2 separate regions of the Mus musculus genome follow, and region 2 is linked to region 1. The links are chromatin loops, found by intact Hi-C in ENCODE. Cell type or tissue: gastrocnemius. All regions are shown on one strand. Links, peaks and the distances in the headings refer to the core of each region. The heading gives the core; the rest is flanking DNA.

The links. A loop is a pair of places that touch in the nucleus more often than their neighbours do. Peaks named below come from ENCODE experiments on the same cell type or tissue, not always from the same donor. Only the 100,000 strongest peaks of a DNase experiment are listed, where the experiment ranks them.
Region 2: a loop joins it to region 1, with 2.3 times the contacts of the local background. A loop is called at or near these places in 13 of 42 quality-filtered maps.

The regions. Positions count from the first base shown.
Region 1 is chr6:129,085,099-129,100,793 of GRCm38, forward strand. Clec2e (C-type lectin domain family 2, member e) reads right to left here. Exons shown (of 5, transcript NM_153506.4): 1 at 15,688-15,695; 2 at 13,265-13,390; 3 at 9,918-10,102; 4 at 9,269-9,375; 5 at 6,718-8,452. The coding sequence ends at 8,308. Among named protein-coding and RNA genes, the nearest start is that of Clec2e, 8.0 kb to the right of the region's middle. In gastrocnemius, for the core only: a CTCF peak has its summit at 3,223 (motif pointing right); DNase peaks (open chromatin) are centred at 3,220 and 6,140; H3K27ac peaks cover 984 bases.
Region 2 is chr6:129,357,793-129,373,487 of GRCm38, forward strand. It overlaps Clec12a (C-type lectin domain family 12, member a), which reads left to right. Exons shown (of 6, transcript NM_177686.4): 5 at 1,616-1,719; 6 at 6,102-7,511. The coding sequence ends at 6,270. Among named protein-coding and RNA genes, the nearest start is that of Clec12a, 15 kb to the left of the region's middle. In gastrocnemius, for the core only: a CTCF peak has its summit at 8,284 (motif pointing left); a DNase peak (open chromatin) is centred at 8,305.

The DNA of each region.
Region 1 (15,695 bases), core at 2,927-10,926:
TAATTACCTAACAAACTTAAATTGGAGCACAGCCTCCTCTCCCAGAAAGATTGCAGACTTTCTGCAATTCTCAAAGCCAACACCCCCACACCAGGAGCTCTAAGTCTAAGCTTGGTCGTTGCTAATTTGCAATTGAATGGAGTACCTGGACTTCCCCAAAAGAAGCTTTTGTACTGTTGCCTTTCACTGTCTCAACTTTGTTTTCCAAGCAGGTCAGTCAGCGCCCTTCAGCCTGACTGCAGCAGGCGTGCATCCCCGACTCCAACAGCGCAGGTGGAAGTTATTAATCTTCATTCAAGAAGCATTCTAAGTACATATTGTGGCTTTTGGTCTGATCTGGAAGTAAGGTTTGCTATGAGGGCCAGACAGTCTAAGACGGACACCCAGATTTTGGAGTCATATCAATCTAGACAGAGGTACATGCCAAGAGGCCGTGGCTCATTAGTAATATACCACAGAGCCATGTAAAGAATTGGAGGCAAAGGTTAATGTCTTAGAAGTAGTAGTCTTAACAATAGGGCAGGACATAGCATATATTAATGCTAGAAAGTCAGAAATTTCAGATATTAGCAATAGTCACTTGGACACTTGGGACATTGTTGAATTGGCCAGAGATTTAAAAGATAACCTAAGTGCATTGAATCCCCTGGATTGGGTTCAATATATATTCCTACTTGCTATTATTATTGGCATTATTTTATTAGTAAATTGTTGTTTCCACTCATCTTTAGAACACTCCTGAGATCTGTAGCTACAACGAGGCGGGACATTCCGGAACTTCAGCAGAAATATAAGAAAGAGAGAGAATGCTATGCACACTACAGTGAAGTTTGCTTGGCAGGCCGAGAGGCCTGGGAGCACTCACGAGGCAAAGAGTTTCATGGAAACTCACCTCCTGGAACTTTGGCGTTCTCATAAACCGTATATTCTTACCCTATCCCTGAATTAGTCTGGTGTATGGATCCACGTGCTCTCTTTTAGTATTATCTTATTATAAGTGCCTTTTATGATTGAATTCTGACATAGCTAAGCCTTCACCAGTGTTCCAAAGTCCTAGAAAGACCTTGTAGCTGACAAACTTGGAATTCAGTAGGAATTCAGAAAGGAAGTTACCTATTCAGTAACTAATTAAGCATTACAAAAGATCGGAGCCAGTAGCTCAGGGCTGGTCTGCAAAGTGTTTACTAAGGACAGTAGCCAGTCTTACCCAAACAAGGGTTTACCATGAGAAAAGTTAGGGAATCCCACTGAGACAGGTTTCTTCTCTAGACCCAAAGTAATCAGGCAGAACTATAGAGCATAAATAAATTTTATGCCTCAGTCCAGCTTTTTTTAAAAATATTAATAACAGGGAGGAAATTGTAACCTCCCTGCTAACGTGATGCTGGCTAAACCAGACCTCAGCTTTGCTGCCACTAAGGAGATTACCTAAGGTGGAGCCTGTCTCCCTAAATCACTCTATTGTTCAGCCACAGTCACTGCTACCTGCTGGGAGTCTGCCTTGCTATTCCGGAGACTACACCCTATCCTGCATGTGGTCACCTGCAGCTGGGCTCCAAGGATAAATTGGCAGGAATGGGCCTCCCCGCCTCCTTTATAAAGTGCGTCTGCCATTAAACATTTGAACCTTAAGCAGACTAGCATGTCTTGGTTCCATTATTTCTCGACCCGCCTAGGTTCCCTCTTTTCTTTCAGCTCCAGTTTGCCTCCCAGGCTCAAACCTGGACATGAGAGCTGCAGGCCGGCCCCAACAAAAAGACAAGTGCATCATGTTCAGCTTAGAGAACCAGTAGTTCACTGAGGTTGCTCAAGGCGTGGGTAATGGAAATGCCCTTGGGTCCATCCATTACAGAAAAGTCCTTGACACTAATGTGGATAGTTTCTCACAAAACTGTGTTGAAAAATACAAAAATAATAAAATGTCATGAAATTATCCCCGCAGATTACGTCTGTCTTACTGCCCTTGGACCGTCTGCTTTGACAATCTGACATGGTAGAGAGACTAGATGAATGTGGATCATAAAGGATAGTGTATTAATGAGGTAAAACCCACAAGTTTGGAGCAAAAGCAGACCACATTCAACATGACCCTTGAAGCCTCACATTGCTTTAATTCATACATACATAGTTACAAGAGCAATGTTCCCTAATACCCTAATATTGTATGCAGGCTACCTTGCATAAAAAGAACTTTTCAGATGTGATTTAAAGACATTGAAATGGAGAGGTATTTCTTAAACAACTAGATAGCCTGACTTAATCATAGGGTGCTTCAATAGAGAAGAGAGGGCAGTAGAGAAAAAACTTAAAGATGCTACACTGTTGGCTTTTACGATGGAGGAAGGAACCCTTGCCATGGAAAGCAGGTGGCCTCTAGAGACTGTTAGGCCAAGGAAGAATTTGCCCTTAACTATCCAAAAGGAACATGGTCCTATTGTAAATTTTAGTCCAATGAGATCTCTTTTGAACCTCTGGCCTTCAAAACTGAATAATAGATCAATGCTGCTCTTGTTTAAAACTTTTATATATACATTTTTATTTATTTATTTTATTGTATATTAGTGTTTGCACGCACTCACACACACACACACACAGCATGTGCATACCTGGTGCCTGCAGAGGTTAAAACAGGGCACTGGATCCCCTGGGAGTTGAGTTGAGTTAGGGAAGGTTATGGCCCACCATGGTGTGTTAGGAATCAAACCCAAGTCCTCTGCAAGAGCAGTCAGTGCTTTCTTTTAACTGCTGTGCCATCCCTCCAGCTGCTCAGTGGGATTTTGCTTTTACACTAACATAAAACTGGGATTAATTTGCTGTTCTCCTTTTTCTTTTTGAGACAGGATCTCTCCATGTAGCTGCTCTGGAACTTGCTTTGTAGACCAGGCTAGCCTCAAACTCACAGAGATATTTATTCTTCTGCCAATTGTTTACTGAGGTTAAAGAAGTGTACCACTATACCAAGCCTATAAAACTTTTATAATATGGTTTTGCCTATCTCCTGGAATTTATCCAATAACTTCATCTAAATAATACAGGCCACAGGAGACACTAACCATGAAGTCTCTGGGTGCCAGGGGCTCACTGCCACTTTCCTTTATAACAGAAGTACATGTTCTGTTTGTCACAAGCTATGAGAACAGCAAAATTCAAATGTCATTTCATTCAACTAATTGTGAATTCCAGTGAATATGAGAAGATTTTTTGAACAGCTGTCACCTGTAGATGGCGGCAGTGTCACCTACAACAGCAAGTGAAAACACTTTTATCTCCATGATGAATTATTGAAAGACTAAGATAGTAAGCATGTACTGAGCATGGTGAGACATGTTCACAGATAAGCCTACCAGTATTATAGTTGTCCATTGAGCTATTTTACACACTACAAAGCTCTGTGATAGCTGCTGACTTGTCCAGCAGGTCCAGTTATTTGAGGGTCTTGAGGGGACCTTCTCCTAAGAACCAAATGGAGGGAGGGAGAGACGGACACCAAGTGCAGGAACGACACGGCGGAAGCAGTCTGAGTAGCATCAAGGTGTCACTGTATTCAGCATGGCTCAAGGCTTAAATGCACAAGCAAAAGGGGAAGTACGTCTCAGCAGGAGGAATGGGGAAGCAGAAATGCACAAGCAAAGGAGGAAGTACTTCTCAGCAGGAGGAATGGGGCAGCATAAATGCACAAGCAAAGGAGGAAGTACTTCTCAGCAGGATGGGTGGGGCAGTGGAAATTTTTCTTTTGGCAGCTACATGGGGAAGCAGAAACTTGGTGGTATCAGGGTGTGGTCAGGACATCTGGCGCTGACTTAGGGCTGGAACATTCTGTGGTTGTTCTCAGAAGGGTGCGTCAGTAGCGCGCTTTTGACCCCCTTTTCTTCTAGGGGGGACAGATCCAATTTGGAGATCAAGTCAATAGAGTTGTCGTAATAGCTCCCAACAAGCTGCTACAAAAGTTCCTAAGTTATTGGACTATAAATAGGGTAATCTATATTTTCGTGGTATATGTCTTAGAAGCCAGTTTGTACAGTTTGTTGTGGGAGGTGTGGCCTTGTTGGAGGAGGTGTGGTCTTATTGCTGGAGTCATGTCACTGGGGTTGGGTTCCTAAAATCCCACAGCATCCCCAGTTCATGCTCTGTCTGTCTTGTGGTTGTTCTCTCAATATGTCACCCACTGTTCCAATAGGATACCTGCCTGTTTTCTATCATGCTCCTCATCATGGTGGTCATTTACTCATTATCTGAAATTTAAGTAAATTTCCAGTAAATGGAGCTTTTATAAGTTGTCTTCATCATTGTGTCTCTTCACAGCAATACAAAAGTTAACTAAGATAGGAACTGTCCAGCATACTGCAGGCTATACATTGTGTCCCAGAGTTCCAGTTTTTGTGAGCTCCCATGCTGGGGTGGGCTTAAATGATACATATGTCTTTGAATCAATTCTGCTCCTGTAGGAGGAAACTCCTATCTAAATTCCTATAAGTAGCACCAATAACACTTATCTGTTTACCATGTTGGACTTTGATCCTATCTGTAATTTGGTCTGTCATGGGCTCCCTCTCTCAAGTGAGAAGATTTGTGTGTTGTATATGCCCAGGAAAGTCTGTCACACAACAACTACACACAGTTAAATGAAATAAAGTCATTAGTTTCTCTGAATTTCTGTAAGAAAGTATTTTCTTGGTAACTGGTAATCTATATAATCTAACATGGAATTCTACATTGACTATCACAAAAATGTATCTTTCTTACATATATGGTTCAAACACTCCTGTGTTTGATACACTGTGCTGTTCTCTGAGAATGCAGAAGTGGATCACACACAAAATCTTTCTCATTCGTTTGCTATAAATAAGATGGACTGCAAATCAGAAAGACCTAAGTGCAATAGGAATAGAACATTGAGAAAAGTATTTTTCTGCATGAGATATGCTTGTATTAATCTAAGAATGGTCAGGGTAAGCCCAGTGGTGGTGGTTCATATCTAGCATCTCAGAACTAGGGAGACAGAGGCAGGTAGATCTCTGACTTCAAAACCAACCTGGTCTATAAAGGAAGGCAGGACTCAAGATAGCCAAGAATACACAGAGAAATCACATGTCAAAAAACCAAAGAACCAAAAAGACTATAATAAAAATACAGATTCAAAATAAACACAGTATACTACAAAAAAAGAACTTTATATTTTTTTAAATTTCATTTCAATGTGTGTGTGTGTGTGTGTGTGTGCCTGTGTGCCTGTGTGTATGCATGTAAATGTGTACAGTGAAAGCTTGAAGTTCAGAGACAACTTGCTGTGGATGGTTTTATGTTTCCAACGTGTGGATCCGGGTGTTGAACTCAGTCTTAGTAGTCGGTGCCTTTACCATCAGAATCATATTCCTATCTCTGAACTAATACTTTAATAGAGAGCAAGACTATGTGCTGTTATGTAGCTTCTCCCAGCCTTGAAGCAGGCTAATTCAGACCTTGCTGCCACTGAGAATGAGACCATCTGGGGTGGAGCCTTCTGACCTAGATGGCTTTATTGTTGTTCTGTCACCTGCAGCTGCTCTTCTCCAAGATGCCTCTACCCACTGAGAGGCTGAACCTGTCTTCCTGAGATATTCCTGAGATAGCTAACAACCTGTGGAATTGGCAACCCAATGCTAACAGCTCTGACAGACTAGTGCTAACAACTTAGCAACAAAGCATCAAGAAGCCTGGTGTGGTAGGGGATGGGTTTTCCCTTTATAAGCACAGACTCTTAGTAAACTTTGGTCCATGATCAGAAATCTGTCTTGGTTTAGTTACTTCTCTCGCCTGATATAGTTCTTGACAGCAGACAAATGCCTATTTTCTTTTTCACTCCCATTTTCCACTGTCAACCCCTGGCTGATATCAGCACACTGGGCCAATGCTGACTCAGTCTAGCCTGTATCTCTTTGTACCTACAGCACCAGTTTTGAAAAGATGAAGTTTAAAGCCAGTGCTAGCATGAATACAAAGTGTTGCTCACTGTGCCAGATACATCTTCTTACTATTCTTTCTTGTAGAGCTCTACCAAGACAGTGTTCTCTCAGTTGATCTACTCATACTCAGGTCCCACCCGTACCTGTTCGGGCGCCATCTGTAGCCACCTGTGGCCACACTAACTGGGTTCCTGTGAGTGGGAGGTTGGAGCTGTATGGGAGAGTATCCCGTCCCGAGGGACTCAGTTATTTGTGGGTGCGAGGGGGACCGCAAATCTGGGAGAAAATGGGAGGAAGAGAAAAAGGAGCTGGAGACCAAGTAGAGGGTCCTATGGAGGTCTCAGTTTATTAGGCTGAAACGCCGGCTTTTAAAGCACACATCGAGGGGAATAGGGAAGGGTTGAGGGGGAATTAACAAAGAACAAAGCAGTGGGCATCTGCTGACATGAGGGCTGAAGTCAGAGTGGTGGGCACTCTGAGTCTTATCTTCGGAACATAGATTCTCCTTAATAGCCTTGGGTGTCAGGCCAGGCTCAGCTTGTAACTCATGTCCTTGGAAGTCATGGGAGTCAGAAAGAGATAAGGAAGAGGGGACTATAATTCAGCTTTTACAGCCTCAGGTGCCAGGAAGGGAACAGGGAGAAGGGAGTGATGACCGGTTCCTGGCACAAGACCATTTGGCTTGTCAGGGTGGGAGATTGTGAAGGGCTCGCTTTCTCACAGTATGGTCTCTAACAGGAGAGGAAGGTGAGAAGTAACAAGACCAAGACAGATTTCTGATCATGCCCAAAGTTTACTAAGAGTTTGTGCTTATAAAGGGAAAGCCTGCCATGCCAGACTTCTTGATGCTTTGTTGCTAAGTTGTCCCGTCCAGCAGGACTTAGTTATTCCATGGGTCTAGGAGGACTGAGGCCTGGAAGAGAAATGGTCAGAGAAAAGGGAGCGAGACCAAGCAAAGAGTTGTCAAGGTCTGTTTAATGGAGTCTAGGAGCCTGGTTATAAGCACACAATGAGAAACAAATAGGGAGGGTTCGGGAGGGTATAATAAAAGTACAGATAAAGGGATAGACATCTGGGGCGGATGCTGATTGCAGGCTTCAAACATCTTGCAGCTTATCTCGGAGTGCCGGCCCTATCTAAACAGTCCCAGGAACCAAATGGAGACATGAAGGAGGAGGTGATGCTGGCTTTATCTAAACAGTCCCAGGCTCCAAGTAGAGACATGAAGGAAGGGATGACATAACTCCCATCAAAGGGTCAGCCAGATCTTCAGGGTGAGAGTTGCTGAGGTTCTGGTTTCCCACATTTTGGTCTCTCACACTAAGTTGTTAGCACAAGTCTGTCAAAGCTTTTAGCATTATGTTGCCAAGTCCACAGGTTGTCTCAGGCTATCTCAGGAATATCGCCTTCTGGGGTTTACAGAGTGACTTTGTTATTAAACAAAATTTAGAAAAAGGGATAGTGGTAAATTTCAGTAGTACGGTGTTTGCCTAGCATGCGTGAGAAGGTTTAATCCATATACAAAGTAAGAAGAAAGTTAACAGAGAAATTGTTTGTGAACTGTTATTTCGTCCTTTTTGGGACTCATCAGTACAGTATAGCACATGATCCAAAAATTTAAAATATTTTGTCCTTAAAATTTAACAATGTGTAAATGATTGCAAGATTAGGCATCTGAAGGGGTTTCAGTAATCAGCTATCTCCTCATCTGAAAAGAACCTATTAAAGAATAAAATTCAAATGGCATAATCATGTATGGAGTTCTTAAAACTGTTAAATTTGGAAAATGAAATTTGTTTGTAACATATTCTTAGTCTGTTTCAATTTTTAAAAAATCTGAGAAGTAAAGTGTAAAATTATTTGACAATGCTATTAAATCTTAGTGTAAAGCATTGCTTTTAATCCTGTCTCTATCTGCTTTCAGATTGGTCATTGAATTTTTTAAAAGAATGATGACTATACTGTCTATAATGTTTGGAGGCCACAAGCCAATTATTATCTGTCCTGTGATTACAGAATAAACTTCCATGGGTTCAGTCACCCCACATTTTTAGTGCCTCTGAATTCATAGCAAGGACCAATGAAAAAAGTTCATACCTGATCACAAAATGTACCTCACTAATACAGATTTGTTTATACTTTAGTTTTACCTATCAGTACTTATACCCAAACACCTATTTGATTTAGAATCATCTATCCAAATTCTATGCAGTATATCTATGATCCTTTAAGCAAGTTTTCATCTTTGCTGTCAGTGTGATTACTGATGAATTTTGATAATAGTTTTGGTAGATATGAGTAGAGGAGCAACTGTAGATAACAGGTCACAGAGCATCAGTTTCTCACGCATGCTTTGGCACATTCCCTATCCGGGATTTACAATTAGTGGGCGCTGTAAGGTGTAGTTGTTGGGCTTGTTACAAATCCATTTTTTATGTATATCCCCACTGCTGTTGTAGATCCCCCTGTTACTCAAGTAGGCACATTCTCCTCCTCCTCGGGTGAGAACCCTAAAGCAAAGAACAAATAATAATTACTGCACAGGCTAGCATTGCATTAAAACACCTGATCTAGTTTTAAACCTAGCATCTTTTACATCCTCAGGGTTGATTTGAACATCACATCTTTGTCATTCATCTATGTTGAACCCTGGGATGTGTGTACAAAGGAATTAACTGGTGCTTGCTATTATGCTCAAACAAACTGCTGCTCAGGGTGACATCACTGAGGGTGATTTTCAGTTCTTGATGTATTTTACACATGTATAAAAGTGAGGGAAACCCTACTTCTTAATAAATTTCTTGGAGGTCTTAATGATGGATGTGACTATATCTGTATTTTACCACTCCACTGAAATGGCTCTGTTCAAAATGGCTAGCTATGCTCACACAAGAGCTGTCTCTGGGCTTTTTGATGAGGAGGCATTAGAAAGGTTACCAATATCCCTGGAATATCAGCTTCAGTAAACAGGTACAGGGAGAACAGAGGACCAACAAGTCTTACCCATGCAGTTCTGCACTGGCTTCCTGGGCTTTTTAACACTCCTCCTCCACCCTCCCTGATATATAGTTCTGACACCAGTAAAGAAAAATTTTCAGTTGGTGATATAAAACAGACAATATCTCCCCCAGATGCCATTATTATGGTATAGATTTTTGAGTGAAATTACTCTAAGTAAATGTGTTGAAAGATGGCCAATGAATTGGATGATATAAAAAAAAAAACCTGAGTTTGTGATGTTGTGGTGTTTGCATCTCTTACAGATACAATGCACACATTTCACAGCAAATAAACACAGTATAAGCGTAAGTTTTCTGAAAACGTACAAGTTGTTATACTCAGTGTTGTCTGTCCATATCCAAGGGTGTTCTGAAGACTCTCTGTGTAGTCCAATCCAGTGGTCAGAAGCCCCCTTGTATCTCTTCAGAAAATTCTGTCATAACACAGATAAAGGAAATACATGTGTCTCTCAGTTTAACATGACCCTTGAGTCTCCACCCTAGAGCCTCCTCTCAAGATGACAGCATCTTATAACTGAGGCTCATCAACTTTGGAGCCATAATAACCCTTAGTTCTCAGTATAAGCATTTTACACCCATAACCCAAAATACATTGATGTGACTTGGTAGGTCCTTGATTTACAATGTCCTTGCCATTTTTAATAGATGCCAAATTCATTATGCAACAAGTGAATGCTTGGAGAAGAGCTTACATGACCACAAGGTATCTCAGAAAATTGTATGTGTGGCCTGTAAGGTCTTACTATGCGCACTACATGATAACAGATCTCTGCAATAGCTTAGGGCTCAAGCCAGAAGCAATAACACCAGGAAATGGCACAAACTACTGTCTTCTGCATATACCCCATCTGCCTGAATGAGATTCTTCCTCATGCTTTAGCCCCAAGCTCTCAATCTCAAAGCAGTAGTACATATTCAACAAAACAACAAACCCATTACTGATCCCCTTTCTTACCAGTTCCTCCAAGCTGTCAAATAGAGCTAGATGGGCATCTAGTGCTATGCAGGAGGACTGACTGAATGTCCAGTTTCCCATGTCTTCAGAAAAATAAAAGCATTTATTTCCAAATCCAATCCAGCCACTTGAGCATACAGCATAGCAAGGTTCACAGCTCTCCATGACTGGTTTTTTCTTTCTCACTTAAATGGAGACAGTAATATAAAATGTAACAAAGAGACATTTCCAAGTCTGATCCCTTTGTCTAGCCATCCAAACTTCAGTTGTGAGGTGTGTACTTGGACTGTAGTTTTCTTAACTGACACTAGGGGGCCCCTCCTAGCATGAAGGTCCCCAATACAGAGCCTTCCAGTGGGGATCTAAGGGAATATTTTCACTTTTCTTCTTTGTGTTTTGAGACAGAATCTAGCTATGTCTCACTGCCTGGCCTTGATCTCACTATGTGGGCTGAACTTGTCTGGAGATTGTAATTGTAATCCTCCTGGCTGTTCTTCCTAAGTGCTAGGAACAAGACACCATACCCTGTGAGAAACTCTTTTCTAGGCCATCAGCTCCTTAGGACTGTCCCTGATTCCTAGCATCCTACAGTGTGCTTTCCCATAATTCTCCTTCACATTCTCCTTTTCTCTAACAAAAGAAAGAAACTCCTTACTTGTCTGGATGTTAGTATAGAAAAATGCCAGCATGCAAAACATGGCAGGGTCAAATAATTTTTGATACCAACATTTTGATCATAAGCTTCCTATAATTCTGACACACACACACACACATACTCCCTCTTTCTCTATATATGTATATATACATATATCTGCATATATACATTTATATGTATATTTCCATATATATGTGTGTGTGTATATATATGTATGTTTGCATATATATATGTATATATGTATATGTATATATATGTGTGTGTGTAAACATATACTGGCTCTTGGTATAGAAACTCAGATTGGCTATCATCAAGAAGTTTGTCAACCACGTTGGGCAGTAGTGGCATATACCTTTAATCCCAGTAATCAGGAGGTAGAGGTAGAGGCAGAGGCAGAGGCAGAGGCAGAGGCAGAGGCAGAGGCAGAGGCAGAGGCAGAGGCAGAGGCAGAGGCAGAGGCAGAGAGGCAGAGGCAGAGGCAGAGGCAGAGGCAGAGGCAGAGGCAGAGGCAGAGGCAGAGGCAGAGGCAGAGGCAGAGGCAGAGGCAGAGGCAGAGGCAGAGGCAGAGGCGGAGGCAGAGGCAGAAAACTCAGAGGCAGAACTCAGCCTGTTCAGAAGCATATTAAGAAATGGGGACACTTATTTACGACTGGTGGAAGTACAAGCAGATATAGTCCACATGGAGGGTTCTCAGAAAACTTAAAACTAGACCTGCTGTGTGGCCCAGCTATGATATTCCTGGGCATATATGAAGAGAACTCCACATCCTACCACAGAGATACTTGCACATCTGTGTTTATTGCTCCTCTATCTGCAAGGAAACAGAACTGACCCAGATGCTCACCAACTGATGGATAATGTAAATGTGTTACAGGCACAAACAAGAATGTTATTTAGCTGTAAATGAAATTTGTAGGAGGGGGGGTACCTAGAAAGTATAATATTAAGGAAGGTAATCCAAGGTCCAAGAAAATAAGCCCATTGTAAGCCTTCACATCCAGTCCCAGCCTATAGCAGACAGTGTAAGCAGCTGTGTGGGTGCTCATGGAATACCATGTGGAGAGGAGAAGAAAGAAGAGTGATATAAAGTGACAAGGAAGGACAGGATGCAAGTAATGGGCTATAAGTTGTGCAAAGTTTAAAAACAGAATTATTTTTTTAGTTTCAACTCTTCCATAGTTTTTCTTTTTTTTGTGTGTGGAAGACAAGTGCATAAAAATGTGACTGACAAGTCTAAACCATAAGCAAAGCTTCATGGCTTCACAATGGCTATTCTAAGTGTGTGGAAGTTAGTGAGATACCAAGGTTTGGAGACCCAGCAAGTGTATGAGTGGCTGTGTTGATGGGGCCGAGTGATGTGTTTGTTTACCTGTGAGTCTATTATAATAAAGTGATGTGTGTGTGTGTGTGTGTGTGTGTGTGTGTGTGTGTGTGTGTGCAATTGTGCTAGCATGTGTATGTATGTTGTTCTTGTTGTTGTTGTTATTGTTGTTGTTGGTGGTATATGTGTGTGCAATTATGTAAGCATGTTTGTATGTTGTTGCTGTTGTTGTTGTTGTTGTGGTGGTGGTGGTGTGTGTGTGTGTGTGTAAAAAGCTCCAACTACAGCAATGTTTCAGAGGACATCTTAGAAAAATAACAGATATATTTCTTCTCTACCTTCTCCTTTTCCTTCCGGTAACATCAGAATTGGTCGGTTGTTCTTTCAAATGTCTACTGAATTTCAAGAAACAAGTGATCTTTGAAGCAAAATATTAAATGGGGGAATGATACCCCAAATATTTTTACTGGGGCTGTGTTATAGTTGTTTCCAGTTCTCATATCCAGCACTACAAGGCTTTAGTGAAAGGGACAAATATACAGGCAGTGAGGATGACATCACTTCTTTTATATGACTCTTTTTAGGGTTACATAATAGTTTAGGTTACACTAAGATTTGTTGGCAAATGTTTAACCTGTTTAGACTTGTATATTAGTCATTGGTGCAGCTAAAGTTGATTACATAAATGATTCAGGCATTGGTGGTGCACATATTTAATCCCAGCACTTGGGAGGCAGAGGTAGGCTGATTTCCAAGTTCAATGCCAGCTTGGTGTAAATAATGTGTTTCAGGGCAGCCAGGGATACACAGAGAAACCCTGTCTCCAAAAACCAGGATATCAAACAATATTATAAAACATTTTCTCCAGCTACGGCAGCAAAGGTATACAAGAGTTTGCCACATTATTCAAAACAGTCCACAATTAATCCCTTAGGAATCATATTCTAGAATTTTCTAACTATGGGTCATGGGTTCTGTACCTTTCCCAACCATATGACTACTCACTATTCTCACTTCCCTTTAGCTGCAGCTTTGGGTTCCTACTCCTTGAGGTTCCTACTTTGAGATTTTATCTCCTTGTTATCTGCCTTGAACAGTTCCCTAAGGGGACCTATGCCCTCTGCATCTCTCTTTAGAGCTTGCTGAACGTCATCTTCCCAGGGATGCTGAGCCAAGACTCCTGTGTACACCATGGCCTGTGTGTTCTTTCACTGCATCTTCCTGATGGAACCTAAGTTCCCAGACAACAGGAACTTCCAGTGTGTTTTCTCTGGCACCCTTCCCACAATGCCTGAGTCACAGTGGTCAGTAAGTATAACTGACAATGAATATGGACAGAGTGTCACAGAATTTGAAGAATAAGTCACTTACCTGACAAAGTAACAGAAAGAGCAACTACAGCTACAGTAAGGACCATGATCACTCCATAGCAGCAGTAAAGTTTAACACAAGATGCAGCGGAGATGATTCCGAGACATTTTGCTTGGAGTTTTTTACCTGAAAATATAAATCTGAGAATGTCAATTTTGCAAACCTTTTATAGAAAAATATAAATTTATCCCAGAATCATGTGCATATTTGTCTTGTACTCCCCTAGTGAAAACCCCTTCACAGAAGTTTTCAGTCCATAAATGATATCTTTGGCTGACAGAACACTAGAGGAAAGGGAAACAGACTTTGTGTCATAGAATCATCAAGTTATAGAAGTAAGGGCCAATGAGAGAGCAAGAAACAGAAAGAGTGAAGATCAGGATGAAGAAGAAACACCAACAAAGTTATCTATAGGTACAGTTCCATGTGAATAGATCTGGTTAGGGCTGAGGAAACCATAATAACAGTAAAGAGAAAAAAAAAATCAATGTGTCAGGAGTGATGGCTCAGGAATGTGGCTACTAATACAAGAAAGTCAGGAGTTCAAGGCCAATCTTGGTTAAATATTGAGTAAGGGGGCTGGAGAGATGGCTCAGCATTTAAGAGCACTGACTGCTCTTCTAGAGGTCGTGAGTTCAATTCCCAGCACCCACATGGTGGCTTACAACCATCTGTAATGGACATACATAAAATAAATAAATCTTTTTAAAAAAAAGCCTGCGGTGGTGGCACATGCCTTTAATCCCAGCACTTGGGAGGCAGAGACAGGCAGATTTCTGAGTTCGAGGCCAGCCTGGTCTACAGAGTGAGTTCCAGGACAGCCAGGGCTATACAGAGAAACCCTGTTTCAAAAAAAAAAAAAACAAAAAACAAAAAAAAACCAAACCAAAAAATAAAAAATAAAAATTAAAAAAATAAAATAAAAATAAAAAAATTGAGTAAGAGGTTGAGAGAACTATATCAGACCCTGTTCTATCTGTGAATGTAACTAACTAGATAATTCACTTGCTCACTCTAAAGAACTACGTAATGATATGTAATTCAATATATTATCAGAAGAAGAAAATTAAAACAACAACCATTTCATTAATATCAGCAAAAGTATATTCAAAATTCAAGGTAAATACAAAATAACAACTCTGAGCACATTAAGAACTCAAGGAACTTCCCTAACTTGATAAAAGGTTTGTACTGGATAGGTTTATGTGAACTTGACACAAGCTAAAGTCATTTGAGAGTAGGGAACCTGAATTAATAGAACACCTTCATAAGATCGGGTTGTAGGAAAGACAGTACTATATTTTCTTAATTTGTGATTGTGGTGGAAGAACCCAGTGCATTGTGGGTGATGTCATTCCTGGGATGGTTGTCCTGTCTTCTATAAGAAGAATTAGGAGCAAACTGCTAGGAGCAAGTTAGTAAGCAGTACCCCTCAACAGCCTCTGTGTCAGCTGCTGACTCCAGGTTCCTGCCCTGTGTGGATTCCTGGCTTGAATTCCTCCAGTGACGAACAGTGCTATGTAAGCCCAATAAACACTCTAATTCCCAAATTACTTTGGTCATGGATCCACAATAGGATCCCTAACTAAGACAGGTACCTATTATACACCAAAACAAAAATGCAACTACAGTCAGCATAAATGCTTTTCCCCAGTGACGCAGAACAAGGTAAGGATGTCTGCTCACACCATTCTAGTTGTGACTCTGGGAGTCCTGTCCAGGACAGAAGGGCAAGAAAAAGAAATCACAGTCAAGCGTCATAAAAAGAGATAAAAGTTTTGATAGTCAAACTACATGGCTATTTCTACATATACAGTTCTAAAGAGTCTATTACAGGGGCTCTAAAAGTCATGAATGAGTTTATAATGTTGCAGAAAAAATATATCAATGTACAGAATAGTTTTCATTTTATACACTAACTCCTCCTCCTCTTGTTTCTCCTTCTCTTATTTAAACCTCAAGTGTTTATTATGGAAAATTTGAAGCATATACAAAAAATGATATATTCTCAACTCAGGATAACTTCTATCACAGAACTATGGAGTGTGTATATATATCCATGCAGGAAATAAAAATGTTCTAATTATGGGAAAATTTGTTTCAGTTGAAAAGCATCTACACTCTTTTTGATCTTGCTTTTTTGGTGAGTATGAACACTGTTTTCCAGGAAACCCAATATTTTTTTTTCAGTAAAACAAACAAGAAAAACAAAAATTAATGTAATAGAAGAGTGTAGAAAGAAAATACTTGAGTATTAAATAATCCGGTAGAGTAACTAATATAACAGATACCTCCAAGCATTTCTACTTCTATAGAGTCTTACCATGACAGGCTAACAGGCAGGATACTTAGCTCCTCTGAGGGTCTCTGTTGAAACCCCCTCTATCCCTTTAGTGTGATTCAAAGTGCATTAAAATACATACCCATTTCT
Region 2 (15,695 bases), core at 3,700-11,699, 270 kb after region 1:
AATACCCTTTCTTTTCATCCTCTACCAACCTGATTCCTCCTGTGAGCGTCCACATCTGCCCCTAGGACACACACAATATCTATTCTATTTCCACTTCTTAGGGAGATTCATGCATCCCCCTTAATCCTTTCTTGTAACATAGCCTGCTTGGGTCTGTGGATTGCAGAATAATTACCCTTTACTTTATAGTTAATATCCACTTACTAGTTAGTACATACCATATTTGTCTTTCTAGTTCTGAGTTACCTCACTCAAGATGATCTTTTTTCCTAGTTGCATCCATTTGCCTGCAAATTCCATGTTATTTTTTTTAACAGCTGATTAATACTCCATTGTGTAAATGTACCACATTTTCTTTACCCAGTGTTTGGTTGAGTCACATCTAAGTCGTTTCTAGTTTTTGGCTATTATGAATAAAGCGGCTATGGACATAGTTGAACAAGTATCTTTGTGGTATGGTGGAACATCCTGAGAGTATTTGTCTAACAGTGGGTGGTATACCTGGGTCTTGGCAAATCTATTCCCAGTTTTCTGAGAAACTACCACATTGATTCCCAAAGTAGCTGTACCAGTTTGTGTTCCCATCAGCAATGGAGTAGTCTGATTCTGTTTCATATCTTACCAGCATGAGCCGTCACACATGCTTACGTTTTTTTACCTTAGTCATTCTGCCAGGTGTAAGATGGAATCTCAGAGTCATTTTGATTTGCATTTCTCTGGTGGCTAAAGATGTTGAACATCTCTTCAAGTGTTTCTCAGCCATTTGGGATTCATCTGTTGAGAATTCTCTATTTAGATCTGTACCCCATTTTTAATTGGATTATTTGGTTAGTTGACATCTAGTTTCTTGAGTTCTTTATATATTTTAAGACTAAGTCCTAAGTCAGAAGCAGAGTTTCTGAAAATCATTTCCCATTCTGTAGACTGCCATTTTGTCCTATTGATGGTGATCTTTGTCTTACAGAAGTTTTCAATTTCACAAGGCCTCTTTTATTAATTGTTAATTGTAGTGCCTGAGCCATTGGTGTTCTGTTCACGAAGTTGTCTCCTGGAACACTGATATCTTAAGAAACACTATCTATCTGTCTATCTGTCTATCTGTCTATCTGTCTGTCTATCTATCTATCTATCTATCTATCTATCTATCTATCTATCTATCATCTATCAATCAACCATGATCTATATATCATATCTATTATCTATTTATCTATCCCTTTTATTTTGAATATATGTATATATATGTATATATATCATATATCATCCTGTATATATATATATATATATATATATATATATATATATATATATATATATCATCCTGAGTGCAGCTTCCCCTCCCTTTCCTCTCCCCAGTCTCTCCCTCTACATCTCCCCTTTCCCCCAGAGCCACCTCATCTCCACCTCCCCTCAGAGAAGAGCAGGACTCTCAGAGTCACTAACCAAATACAGAATAAGAAGCTATAATCTATAAATCCAGGCACATAGTCTCACATCAAGGCTGGACAGGGCAACCCTTCTAAATGACATTGAAAAGTGGTAATGCTACTCCAAAGCTCTCATATAGTGTACAGATGTAAGAGACAACTTGTTAAAAAGGCTATTTCTGTTTCTGTAGGAATTTATAAAGTACAAGAAGCTACGCTATTTTTGGCTTGCATTGTTGCCCAGAAAAGATCGCACACAATATCCACTAAGTGAGAAGATGTTCCTCTCTGAAGAGTAAGTCTTTGGTCTTGTTGAATTTTTATGGTTAATCTTGAATGGAGACAATTTCTTCAGGAGCTTGGTAGATTGCCATTAACAGCAGCTTCAGTAGACACCACTTTTTTAAAGGCAACTGCCCCATCAGACTTCTGGGAAACCTACATTTGATTATGTAGAGAGTTGCCACACAAACCCTGCCATTATTTTGGCAAATCTCCAACAACCTACAGTAACCAAATTACAGGAACTTTTTTTTTTTTTTTTAATTACTGCTTACGGTTAAGAAGAGTGGAGCAAAAACCATTCACTAGATACCTTTAAGTACTTAATATTGCACGATATTCTGGAATTCAAAAGTGAATAAAAGATTGACAACTTTAAATTAGTCATCTTTGAGCTATATGTATAAGTTTGTGTTGAGAGTGCATGCATGTATGTTTGTGTGTGTGTAGTACATGTATGAATGGTGCACTTATATGTGATGCACATGTGGTATGTGGGTATGCGTATGTTATGATCTATCTATCTATCTATCTATCTATCTATCTATCTATCATCTATCTATATCTATCTATCATCTATCTATATCTATCTATCTATCTATCTATCTATCTATCTATCTATCATCTATCATCTATCATCTATCTATCTATCTATCTATCTATCTATCTATCTATCTCTAGTGCTTCTGGTGGAAATCAGAGGACAAATTCTGGTGTTATTTTTTAGATGTTCTCTACTCTCTCTTTCTTGAGGCAGAATCTGTCACTTGCCTGGAACTCTCCAACAGTGTAGGTTTCAGGGAGCGCCGGTGATCTGCGTGTCTGTGTCTTCCTAACACTAGGATTATCAGTGTGTGTTACCAAGATCAGATTTTATTCATGGGTTCTGGGGATTGAACTCAAGTCCTGTGCTTGCTAGGGAAGGACTTGGCTGATTGAACCATCTCCACAGTCCTGAAGTGGAGACTGTTGAGTCTAGTGATCGAAGACTCAATGGACAGACATTATAGCATCAAGAATTATATGAACTTAGTACACATAGGCTGCACCCATGGCTATATATGATTTTATAAGCATATTTAAGAAGGTATTTATAAATATACTGCTACAACTGGAATTGCACATTGTATTTGTTCAGCTTTCTTTTTTAAAGATTTCTTTCTTTAGTTATTTATTTATTTTATGTATGTGAGTACACTGTAGCTGTACAGATGGTTGTGAGCCTTCATGTTGTTGTTGGGAATTGAATTTTTAGGACCTCTGCTCACTTCCGTCAACTCCACTCACTCAGTCCCTGCTCGCTCCTGCCCAAAGATTTATTTATTATTATACATAAGTACACTGTAGCTGACTTCAGACACACCAAAAGAGAGCGTCAGATCTCATTACGGGTGGTTGTGAGCCACCATGTGGTTGCTGGGATTTGAACTCAGGACCTTCAAAAGAGCAGTCAGTGCCCTTACCCACTGAGCCATCTTGCCAGCTCTGTTAAGCTTTTTAAATGAGAATAAATGACGGTTTTATTTGCAGATAAAATCCCACTATATTTATTTTCTTTGAAATTTGGGAAACCCAATATGAGACTGGAAAAAGAAATTCTCAGTCTGCCAGATATTGATTCAGGCCCCACTTTTGTCATGAGGTGCAGAAGAGTCAGTGCTCACAGAAGCTGTAACAGGGTGTCTGAGACCTTGCACAGGACTTGTAGGTAGTTATGGGCTGTGAGCTAGGAACTAAACTTGACTTCTGTGCAAGAGCAGTGTGCACTTTAACCACTGAGTCATCTCCCTAGATCTTATATTGGCTAGGCAAGAACACTACTATCATGTTGCATTTCAAGCTTGTTAGTTCTGTTAGATCAGGATGCATCAAATAGGAAGTCATCCAAGGCCACCCTGCTGAAATTCTACCATGCGGAGGCTAAGCACAGTGACTTCTGCATGCTCACCACTGTAGGTCATGCCACAAACACTAGCTTCTGTTTCATGTTGTTCTTCCACTCAGCTAGAAATAAGTGTAGGAGTGTGGGTCAGAAAGGCAATGCAATGACAGGAATGGGGATAATTCCACATCGAGGAGAGATGGATGGAAGTCTCAAAGGTCCCATTTGCAGGGAAGCAGTACAGCCAGCATCAAGATGTGAATTAGGAGGGAAGACTAGGGGAGTCTTAATCTTTATAAAGAAGAATAAACATACATTAGAAATCACAACAAAAGAGAAGATAAGGCATTAAGAGCAGTAGATGTTTGACATTGTCAAACAATCCTTAAATAATAAGTGTAAGATCGTCATTCATGTGACACATGGGTGTGTGTGTGTGGGGTTGCATGTGTGTGTGTTTATGTGTATGTGTGGGGTGGTTTGTTTTGCGTGTGTGTGGGAGGGGGTGTATGTGTGATGCATGTGATGTGTGGTGTTATGTGTGTGTATGTGATTGATATGTGTGGTATGTGGTATTTTGTGTGTGTGATATGCCTGTGATGTGTGGGTTTTGTGTATATATATATATATACACACACACACACACACATATATATGGTATGGTGTGTGTTTTTTTGTGTGTGTATGTGTGAATGGTATGTTGTATAGTGCTCTGTGTGTATATAATTTTGTTGTTATTATTAGTGTTATTTGGTTTTTTCTGGAAGAGGGTGATGTTTACTTTGACATAATGGAAAAATCTCATTTTTTTCAACATTTACTTTAATTCTAATTATGTGTCTGTGTGTATGTTTCTTTATATGAGTATTCACACATGATTTTAGGTATCTATGGAGGCCAGAAGCATTGTATAGCCTAGAGCTGGATTTATAAGTGATTGTGAGCCACCTAATATAAACTAGGAGCTAAACTCAGATCCTCTGGAATTTCCATCTTAACCATAGAGCCATTTCTCCAGCTCCCTGGAAATCTCATTTTTGAAAATTTAGCTTGGTACACTCTTGCACAGTCTTAGGGGTAGACCTGACTAGGATTGCAAGAGAAGGAAGAAAAGATAAGCACCTAGATAGATAGAAAGTCTAGGCTGTCAGATGGAAAAGCTGAGGCCCCTCAGAAATTCACTCTGTTTATTATATACTGTTGGATGAGGTGGTGGGGTGTTTCAGGTAGATAAACAAGGAGCCAGGGATTATTGTATGCAGCTAAACAAGGAGGCAGTTTCAGTAGGAGCAGCCTCTGAAGGGGAGTGATCTTCAGGCCACAAATATCCAGGGGGAGGATGTCATGGTGAAAATTTTCTGCATATGTCATCAACATCAGCACACAGACCAGAGGAAGGCTTTGTCTGAGGGTCTGAGGCAGTGGTCCTTAACATGGCCAGCTCATGGCAACAACATACCCACTCAAACCTTCCCACACTCCAGGCTTCTTCTGCTCCTCATATGAACTGATGAACTTATTTGATGACTTTTATCAGTCTAAGAGTCAATGTCATGTTTATCAGAACGACAATATGTTCAACTTATAGATATGCATTTATCATCACTTACCCCATATTTCAGGCTACTAGTTAGTAGGGCTGCCTGAGATATTGCTATTGGGAACTATCACATGAGAGACAGTGCAGACTTGAGGTTTTCTTTCTTCTTCTTCTTTTTTTTTTCACACACATGCACACACACACACACACACACACGACTTAGGTTAGAGAGAAACATTTAAAATGTAAATAAAATAAAAACGAAAAAGATAAACACACAGAGAAAGAAAAGAAAAGCTAAGGTATGACTTTTATGAGGAAAGAAACTTTTAAAGATGCCATTAAGTTCACTTCTGTTGATCATCTACTGATGGGCATGCAGCCTACCCTTCAAAGAATAGATTCCCCAGTGAGACTTCCTTAGGAAAAAACTGTAATTTTCATTTGCAAGTGATCATCAATTGGAGATAGCTTCTGAGTCAGGGATGGTGGCATGTGTCCACTTCTCTTTTTAGTTCACTCATTGGTAAGTGGATATTTGCCCAGAAACTTAGAATACCCAATTTGCAAAACACATGCAACTCAAGAAGAAGGAAGACCAAAGTGTGGAAACTTTGCCCCTTCTTAGAATGGGGAACAAAATACCCATGGAAGGAGTTACAGAGACAAAGTTCAGAGCTGAGACAGAAGGAAGGACCATCCAGAGAGTTGAAGTTTTCTAAACTGGGTTTATGACATTATTCTAATTCCTATCAGCCACAGGAAGAGAGGCTACGTCTGGAATCAAATGACAGAAAATATTCCAGAGGTGGGAAATCAAAAAAATAGTTTTTCCCATCACATATTCTTACCCATCATCAACTGAAATTTAACTTAGACAGTAGATCACACAACCAATGTTATTTTGAAAATTCTCTTCTGTGGGTATAATCAAAATACAACTTTCCAAGTGTACTTATTTTTTCTCTTATAGGTCTGAAAGAAGCACAGATGACATAGATAAGAAGTACTGCGGATATATAGACAGGGTCAATGTTTATTATACATACTGCACTGATGAGAACAATATCATATGTGAAGAGACAGCCAGCAAGGTGCAGTTGGAAAGTGTGTTGAATGGCCTCCCAGAGGATAGCAGGTAGCTACTCTGAGTTGCTTGTCCCTAGCTGCTCTCCTGCTGTGATGGTTTGAATGAGAATGGCCCCCAAGGGCTCATTTGAATACTTGGTCCTCTGCTGGTGGAACTGTTTCAGAGACACCAGAAGGTGTGACCTTGTTAGAGGAGGTTGTGTCATTGAGAGTGGGCTTTGCGTTTTCAAAAGCCCATGCCATTCCCAGTTAGTTCTCTATCTTGTGCTTGTGGATTGAGCTGTGAGCTCACAGCTACTGCTTAGGACCTTGTCTGCCTGCATGCTGCTATCCTCCTCACCACAATGGTCATGGACTCTAACCCTCCCAAACCAGGAGCCAAATTAAATGCTTCTTTTTATAAGTAACCTTGGTCAAGGTGTTTTTGTCACAGCAATTGAAAGGTTGCTAAGACATCTGTCACTCAGAAGAACTGTAGGCAGTGTGCGTCTCCTCTCACACAAACACAGTAGCAGCAGTACAACTACAGTCCTGCCTCTCTGTAGTGTTTATGTCTAGATTTCTTTGTCTCATTTGCTGACTGCCACGATACTAAGTCATAGCTTTTCACCATGTATTTTCAGCATACAATGCGCTGAACACAAGACCATGCAGCCTATTTCTTCTCTTTTTTTTTTCCCCAAAGATAAACCAGGCAAATTTCAACCTCAAAGAAAATAAAGTCTGGAAAAATATAGAAAGCATAGTACGATAAGAACAATTTGTATTAAAGATGTATAAATACTTTAAAAAGATGTGAGGGAAAATAAACTTTGCAATTGACATAGCGAAGCATTTGATGAGTACTTTATACCCTGTCGTAATAAAGCTTAATAAACTAGGAGTAGATTTCCCAAATACAATCAAGCTTTGACATGAAATAAACAGCAAGCAAATGAACAAAACTCTGAAGTTTGAATTAACATCATAGTTCTAGCAAGAGAAAACATATTCCTAGTTTTAGAATAAGATAAGAATGAACGTTATTAAATCACTTCATTCGTCATTATTAATACGAAGAGCAGAACACCAATGGATGTTAAAAAATGAAGCTGGGCAAAGATCAGAATTAGACCAAAGCTGGGAGGACAATAGATGGGAGTATCTATTGCTAACCCACCCTGGTTAGTGAGGCCAAGTGGACTGAAGAAAATACCAGAGATCCATGTGGGGACACCAGGGGATGCCACACATTTGGGTTCAGGAGTAGAGCGATCAAAGCACTTCTCATTTGTATTATTAAAGCAATCAAGACACAAGGTGGCTTTTCGTCTCCAATTTGTGAGGGGGACCTGAAGGTTAGAGGTCAGTCTTCTTGGAAGTACCTGGTGTTGAGTAGGTTTTACAATCACAGCAAAAGAATATACTTGGTGTTATGTCTTATCATCTTTGGTCATGTGAAAAGAGACAAGAATATTCTTCCTAGGCCTTTGCCTTTCCCACAGAAATGATTTGGACACACCATCCATGGTGTTGCCTTCATGTCCTTCCTTCCAAGTGCATCCACTTACCAGTTCCTGCAATTTGGTCCAGACCGCAAACATATGGAAAAAACATTGTGTACTCTGTACCATCCACAGGTCATGGTAAGTTCATAGCTTTCTTCCACAGGCTCCCTCAATCTTTCATCTTTTCTTAATGACCTTCAACATCATGATCCGCAGAATGTTCTGAGTTTCCAAAGAATTCAGAAGAGAATTATTCCCTTATACTACTAGATAAGATGCTCTTTGCTGAAATCTATGAGACTATTGACACTTGGTTCCAGGTGAAAATAATGTATAAACATTTGTCACTGTGTATAGTGTTAATGCATTGAAACTGAATCTTAACACTTTCAAATCTAGACTTTTGAATTTGTTCGCTAAAACAATTGTTAGTGCTAGCTGCTGCACAATTATGGTAGTAATAAATAGTTTGGTAGAAGATCTGTAGTGAAATAGACTCCGGACACACAGAATACTGACCAAGAAAAGCTTCAAGAGGCTAAGAGGAACCAGTTTTTTCCCTGGAAGCATACTGCCCTCTAGTGGTGGCACAGAAGAACTTTCCCCTGGCGTCTTAATAAAGGGAGCCTTTAGTTGAAATAAAACCACCACAGGTCTAACTCTGATGGAAATAGACCTGGTCTCCACCGGCAGCGCCCCTGCACCGTGTCCATCCAATCCTATTTACTGTGGAAGGCATTGAAAGATACTCAACCAAGCGGGGTAGTGCACAACTGTAATCTTAGAACTCAGGAGGAGGCTGAGTGCAGGGGAACAGCTGGGTTCTGGGCCAGCCTCAGCTACACAATGATTTACTATTACACCCCAGTTGGTTTCACAGACATCTACACGGTCTTTCTTGTTGAATTTAGTAACTCTGGAGAGATTTACAACCCACACACTTTTGGGTCATAATTAATCAGTTGTATGGATTTGACTTACTTCTTTAAATGAAACTACCTTTGGGTATGCAAAGAGAAAACATATTTTAAGCACAGCAGCATCTCTTTCCCAGGCCATAGTGTTTGGTCACCGTGTTTATCACAGCAACAGAGAATAAACTAGGACAGCCTGTGGTCCCAGAATTATGGAAGTGGAGGCATGAAGGTCAGAGTTCAAGGTGATCTTCAGCCCAGTGACTTCAAGTCCAGCCTGAGATCAGCCTGTGTCAAAAAAAAAAAAAAAAAAAAAAACCAACCAAAAAACAAGCAAACAAACAAACAAACCAAAAACAACAACAACAAAAAAAAACCCAAAAGCAAACTAAAAAGAAAAGTGTAGAACTTCACTATTTAAATGACCTTCCACTCAAATAAAAGTCTCAATATGCTTTGTGGTCTTTGAACAACATAAATCGTAGAAAAGTAAAAGTTTCAAATGAATACAATCCAATGGACACCATGTCTATTTAAAGGCTATGGGCATTTCTGAGGCAGGATCAGGATTTAATAAGAGAAAATCCCAAAGACTCTCAGAATATTAAATATGGAGATAGAGAATTACAAAGTGAAATATCAAAACTCCCTTCATTTATCTTTCTTTAAATTTTGTGTATTGTTCATGAGGAGAGCAGAAGAAGACATCTGAGCTCCACGCATTTTCAGCACACTTGTGCAGGAGGCCTGCCTTGATAATTGCGTGCTGGAATCTCTTTGTGGTCCTCGATATTCTACAGGAAGCTCTCTTAATCTTTAGTCATTTTTCCATACCTGTCTTTGATCTCATTAATGAAGCTTTAATGGCAGAACCTTATGTATGAGGATTTAATAAACTGATAGAAATATTTAATTTACTAAATTAAAACCCTGATGCTGCCTCATCCAAACCTCGCTGAAAGCAAGGGAAGCGACCTAAGTGTTGTAGCTGATGCTCAACAATCAGTTGATCTCGGAGCAAAATCCCAAATAAAATAAGATCAGACCCAAAGCTTGTTTAATAACATATATCATGATGAAGAGCGACATTCCTAATGACCTTTAACTGAATATCTTATGAGTGGAAAAGCAGTTGGGAATATGTTAGAGGGCCTGTCATCCTGGAATTTTCTGAAATGCAAATTATGCATTGAAGGAAAAAAAATGGAACTTCACAGAGTCTACTACTGATGGAAAATATACTGGATGCATCAATGAAAGAAAAAGTTGAGCAGAGGAAGAGAAAGGAACTGAGTGTTGGTAGAAAAACTAAAAGCCCCACTGCTTAAGAGAACAATGAAGTAAATTCTCTATCTGTGAAAGAAAGAAGTTGCTGCTCATTATGGAGAGTTCTTTCTAACATTTACCATCTACTAATTTTAGATGATACCCTCCCCACAGTGGACAGGCAGTGCTCTGTTTCTCCATCTCCAGAGAGCACCACATCCAATGAGCCTGGCTAGGTAGGATTAGCTGTCTTCTAAAACTCCTTTCTGGCAGAAATGAGAAACAAGCTGTTTATTTCCAGGGTGATCTGATTTCATTTCTGCTGTCCACCATTGTTTTTGTCTTAAGAACCCAGTTCATACCACAGTGAGGCTGGCTGTGTTCTTAAAAACCTTCACAGGGAGGGAGGGACCTGGGTGAGAAAGGGGAGGGGAATGGAGGGGAAAATGGGGCAGGGTAAGGTGGGTGGGCATCGTAGGAGAGAAGCCCAGAGTGCCAAGAAAATGAATGGAAATATGTGGCTGCCAGGGATTGGGGGAAGGATTAGAATGTCCCAGAGACTTGGGATGTGAGAGACTCCCAGGACTGATTGGGAGTGACCTTAGTTGAAGTATCCAACAGTGGGAAGATGGAACATGAAGAGACCTTCTCCAGTAGTTAGACAGGGACCCCAGTGGAGAGATAGGGACACCACCCCACCTTCCAAATTTTTCACCCAGAATTATTCCTGTCTGAAAGAAATGAGGGGACAAAAACAGCAGAGATTGAAGGAAAGGCCATCCAGTGACTGGCTGGCCCAACTTGGGATTCATGAAAGAGTTAGGGGAAGGACTGAAGGAGCTAAAAGGGATGGCAACCCCACAGGAAGACCAACCGTGTCAACTAACTCGGACCTCTGGAAGTTCCCAGAGACTAAGCCACCAACCAGAGAGTATACTCGGGCTGGGATGTTCTCTGAGGCCTGTCGCACATATGTAGCAAAGGACTGCCTTGTCTGGCTTGAATATAAGGTGGTGGGGTTGGGATGGGGAAAGCACCCTTTCAGAGGCAAAGAGGATGGGGTAAGGAACTCTGGGAGGAGAGACCAGGTCGAGGGCAACATTTGGGATGTAAATAAATAAATAAATAATAAATAAATAAATAATAAATAAATAAATAAATAAATAATAATAAATAAATTAATTAAAAAGACTTTTACGTTGTATCAGACTTTTTTCTTGTATGATACAATGATATATCCTAGTAAAACCTGTTATTTGTTTTCAGACAGGATTTTGCCATATAATTCAGGTGAGGCTCAGTCTTGTGTTTGTTCCCATTCATTGGCTTGAACTCATGGTCCTCGTGGGTTTTTTGCTTATTTGTTTGTTTGTTTTTTAAGCCTAAAATAAAGCTTTTCCTGAAGACAAGTTACTATCAAATCATCACAGCAAAGACATGCCTAAGAGCAGGAGACAAAGACAAGATGAAGAGGCACAGAGTGATTTTCGATTTTCTGAAGAAATTCTCTCCTCTCTCTCTCTCTCTCTCTCTCTCTCTCTCTCTCTCTCTCTCTCTCTCTTACACACACACACACACACACACACACACACACGCACACACACACACACACATTATCTCTCTCCCTACCCCCCAGCCCCCATTTTTAGAAATAAATAAGCAGACAGAAATATTACATCAAACCTAAGAGGTAGAGGATTCCCACAGGAGTTTACTCATGGGGGTAATGTTCTCAGAAACACAGTTGCTTAATTGGAAATAATGGCCTTTTTTAAATCAGTTCCTCCCGAGTTTGTTTTGTTTCTGCAGAGCTTTCAATTCCAACTGATAAAGAATGAGAAACATGAACAGGCATGGATGCTATCTTTGTCTGCCTCATTTCTGGGCAACATCTCACAGGGGACACAGGAAAAATAAAAATAACCCACATACAGCAGCCCCAGATCTGGGAATTCCCTGGGCTGCCCTCCACCTGCCGCTGACCCCTTAGCCCCTGCTCCCTCATCCTGGATACCTGGTGCATGGCTGCATGAAGAATGTCTTTGTCCACACTCTGATGATTTTCCTAGAATAAGCGGGAGATAGAGAAGAAAAGATTTGTCCCAATTTGCTCCCTATTTCTGGAATAAATTAGATGCTATGACCAAAAGGTCATGGTTTATTTCCCTTATAGATTACAAAACCCAAAACAGGAACTTGAAAGTAAGAGCTGAAGCAGAGCCATGGAGAGTGCAGCTAACTTGATTTCATTCCCAGGCTTGCTCAGCTTGTTTTTAATACAACCCAAGAGCAGGAGCAGCACCTCCCCGGTGAGATGGGCTCTTCCACATCAACCGCACACAAGAAAACACCTCACAGACTTTCCTATACAGGCCAATCTTACGAAGGCATTTTCTCAGCTAAGGTTTCCTTCCCAGACGACACAGACTTGTGCCCAGGTGACAAAGAAAACAAACCAAACCTAACCAAACAGAACAAAACAAAACAAAACAAAACAAGTACAGTGTTGAACATCTCCTTGCAAGAAAAGCATCAGTGGTGAGAACCACTCAGAGCACTCTGTGGGTCGGGGCACAGACTAGAAGGACTGAGGGGTTCTATCGTTCAAGGACCCACAGGGAATGGTCCTAGAAATAACAGCTATATTTATATTTAATTGGTATTCACTCGACACCTCCTTTGTATATCTCATTTGTTTCTTACACACTCACACACACAAAATGCTGGGGAAAAGAGGATCTTTAAAATCATATATGTATATATACATATATATGATATATATGTATTAAGTATATATTATATATAGTGTTTTATTTACTATTTTTATAGATTTATTTATATACTATATAAATGTATGGTATTATTTACATGTACATGTATATATAAACATATATATGCATATGAACATATAGATACTTTTTGCTGTTGACTCAAAGGCTGCGGGGCTGCACACATCTGTGGGGGACAGTGTGACATTTCTGTTTAATGACCTGACAAACAGTTGTCACATTCATCACTTCATATCTATCACTGATTTATGTTAAGAACATCCAAAATCTCTACTAGATTTTTGTTTTGTTTTGTTTTGTTTTCGGTTTTTCAAGACAGGCTTTCTCTGTGTAGACCCGGCTCTCCTGGAACTCACTTTGTAGACCAGGCTGGCCTCAAACTCAGAAATCCACCTGCCTCTGCCTCCCGAGTGCTGGGATTAAAGGAGTGCACCACCACACCCGGCTCTACTAGATGTTTTAATTATAGAATTCGTTGCCAACCATAGTTATGTCATGTGCTATTGAGTATTAGCAGTTATGTTTTCCACTAAACTGCACTAAGTACCTAAGTTCATCTCTATTCTTCTACTGCCATCCCAGGCTCTGGAAATCAGTTCTCTTCTCTCTACTTATATCAGATGATGTTTTAGCTTTCACATGTAAATGAGAACACATGGCACTTGTGACATCTATACCTGATTAATTTAACATAACAAATTTCATTTAACATGATACTCTGGTTTCATTCATGTTAACATAATACTCATGTTTCACTCATTACAAATGTCAAAATTCCATTCATTTTTATGGTTGAATAATATTTCATTCTGTGTATATATTTTCTCATTTATTCATTTATTAGTTGTAAGATAGGGCTTCACTATGTTGCTAAGAATTGCTTTAGATTTTCTATATAGCCCAGGCTAGGCTGGTCTCAAACTCTTAGTGACCCTCCTATCCCAGTCTTCTCTTTTTTAAACATGATATTTTCATTAATTTTTTGTCTAACACTATTTGAACATATTCACCCCTGCCACAACTCTTCTCATAGCCCACTTCTTCACTCTCTTTTCCCTTCCCACACAGCTTTGAATTCTCTTCATTCCTCACCCTCATATCACATTTTCTTCATCTATTTACATCTGAGATGATTATTATAATCAAATTATTGGCTTTATTTTGTTATTGAGTTGTTTGAGTTCTTTGTATACTCTTGGTCATACAGATGAGTGGTTTGTGGGTTTCCCCATCCTAAAGGCTTTCTCTTCATTCAGTGGGCCGTTTCCCCTGACAATCAGTCTTAAAACTCAACAGCATTCCACCTGTCCATTTAGCCCTTCTTAGCTGTGCTTTTGGAAATAGATTCAAAGATCCTTTGCCATAGACAGTGTCCTGAGCCATTTCTGCTATGTTTTATTTCATTAATTTTAGTTCCTTAGTCTTGTATTTGTTTGCTTAATTCACTTGTAGTTAGTTTGACCTAAGGAAGAGAGAGAGAGAGAGAGAGAGAGAGAGAGAGAGAGAGAGAGAGAGAGAGAGAGAGAGAGTTCAGCTTTACCATCTGCAGATAGAGACCTGGTTTTCCTATCATTCCGTAAAAGAGAACAAAATCTCTTACTGGAACTAAACTGTCCATATACTTGCACATTTCCTCCAGGTTCTCCATCCTGGGTGATTGCTTTATGTGACTGTTTTATGTGTCATGCTCTTTTTATTATAGTGGCAGATTTCCCGAAGTTACCATTATTTCTGTCTCTCTTATAACCTTCCATGATCTTGCTTGGATGTACAATTATTTTTAGGAAAACTCAGTGTATGAGAACTAACTGGTAAAGGTGAGAGATGCCAAGAAACTGAAAAAGTATATCTGGGCTTGCACAGAGCAGAACAACACATCAGGGCACAAGGATAGAAGCATGCTTTTGGCAGCAGCAGCGTGGAGGATCCCCACATCCAAGGAGAGAAGAAGGGATTGATATGTTAAGCTACAGAAAGATGGGTCTGGGCCAAGTAGCTTGTGCCTGGGCTTCCTGTTAAAAAGGTCAGCAATCTGCTGTTGCCAGGGAACAACAGTCTGTGCATCAATGGTCATCAAAAAATAGTTGGCTGTTTTAATGACTATTGTTATTTTATAGTGCTTATCAAACAGGCCTGGGTATCCTGGTTGCTCCTTTAACACAATAATTATTTTTTTTAAAAAAATACCAATATAACTTACTATTATTTATATATTCTTTTAGACAACAGTATTATTTATTATTGGCTTCATGGTATTTTTTTTATATCTATTACTTGACTTCAATAATTCAAGTTAACTACTCAGCCAAATTTCATGTCATTCTTTCTGTCTTTGCCTTAAAGTCTTAATAAGCATAAACTTTATTTGCTCTATTTTTCATAACAGCATAAAAATAATTAGGGAAAACAAAAACTATCACAAAGAAAAGAGCTCCAAGGGAATGCACAAGAATCAAAGACACACTCAAGTGTGCACACACTCAGGAGTTCCATAAAAAGACTGAACTGAAAACTGTAATGTGTCCGCAGAGGACCCGGTGCGGACTCACGTAGCTCAAGTCCCATGTTGGCCGCTTCGGTCTCTGTGAGTTCATACGAGCTTTGTTCAGCTGATTTAGAGGGCTGTGTTCTGGTGTCCTTCACCCTATCTGGCTCCCACACTCCTTCTGCCTCCTCTTGCTCAGGGTTCCCTGAACAAGAAGTATTTTTGCTACTACTGCAGAGAGAGCTATCTACTCTGACACTGGCATCAGCATTTTTGTCTGTGTTGAGATCAGGATGAGGCTGTTCCCCATAAACTCAAGCATTTGAACATTTGTCCCCGAGGTAGTGACATTCCTTGGGGGAAGTTTATGAGGTGTCACCTTGCTGGAGAAAGTATGTCAGTGGGGGGTTGGCTTTGCAAGCACAGAGCCTCACTGTAGTCCAGTTCATTCTGCCTTGTGGTACTTTCAGATAAAGATACAATCTCTCAGCTTTCTGCACTGGCACTATGCCTTCTGTTGCTGTCCACATCACTCTG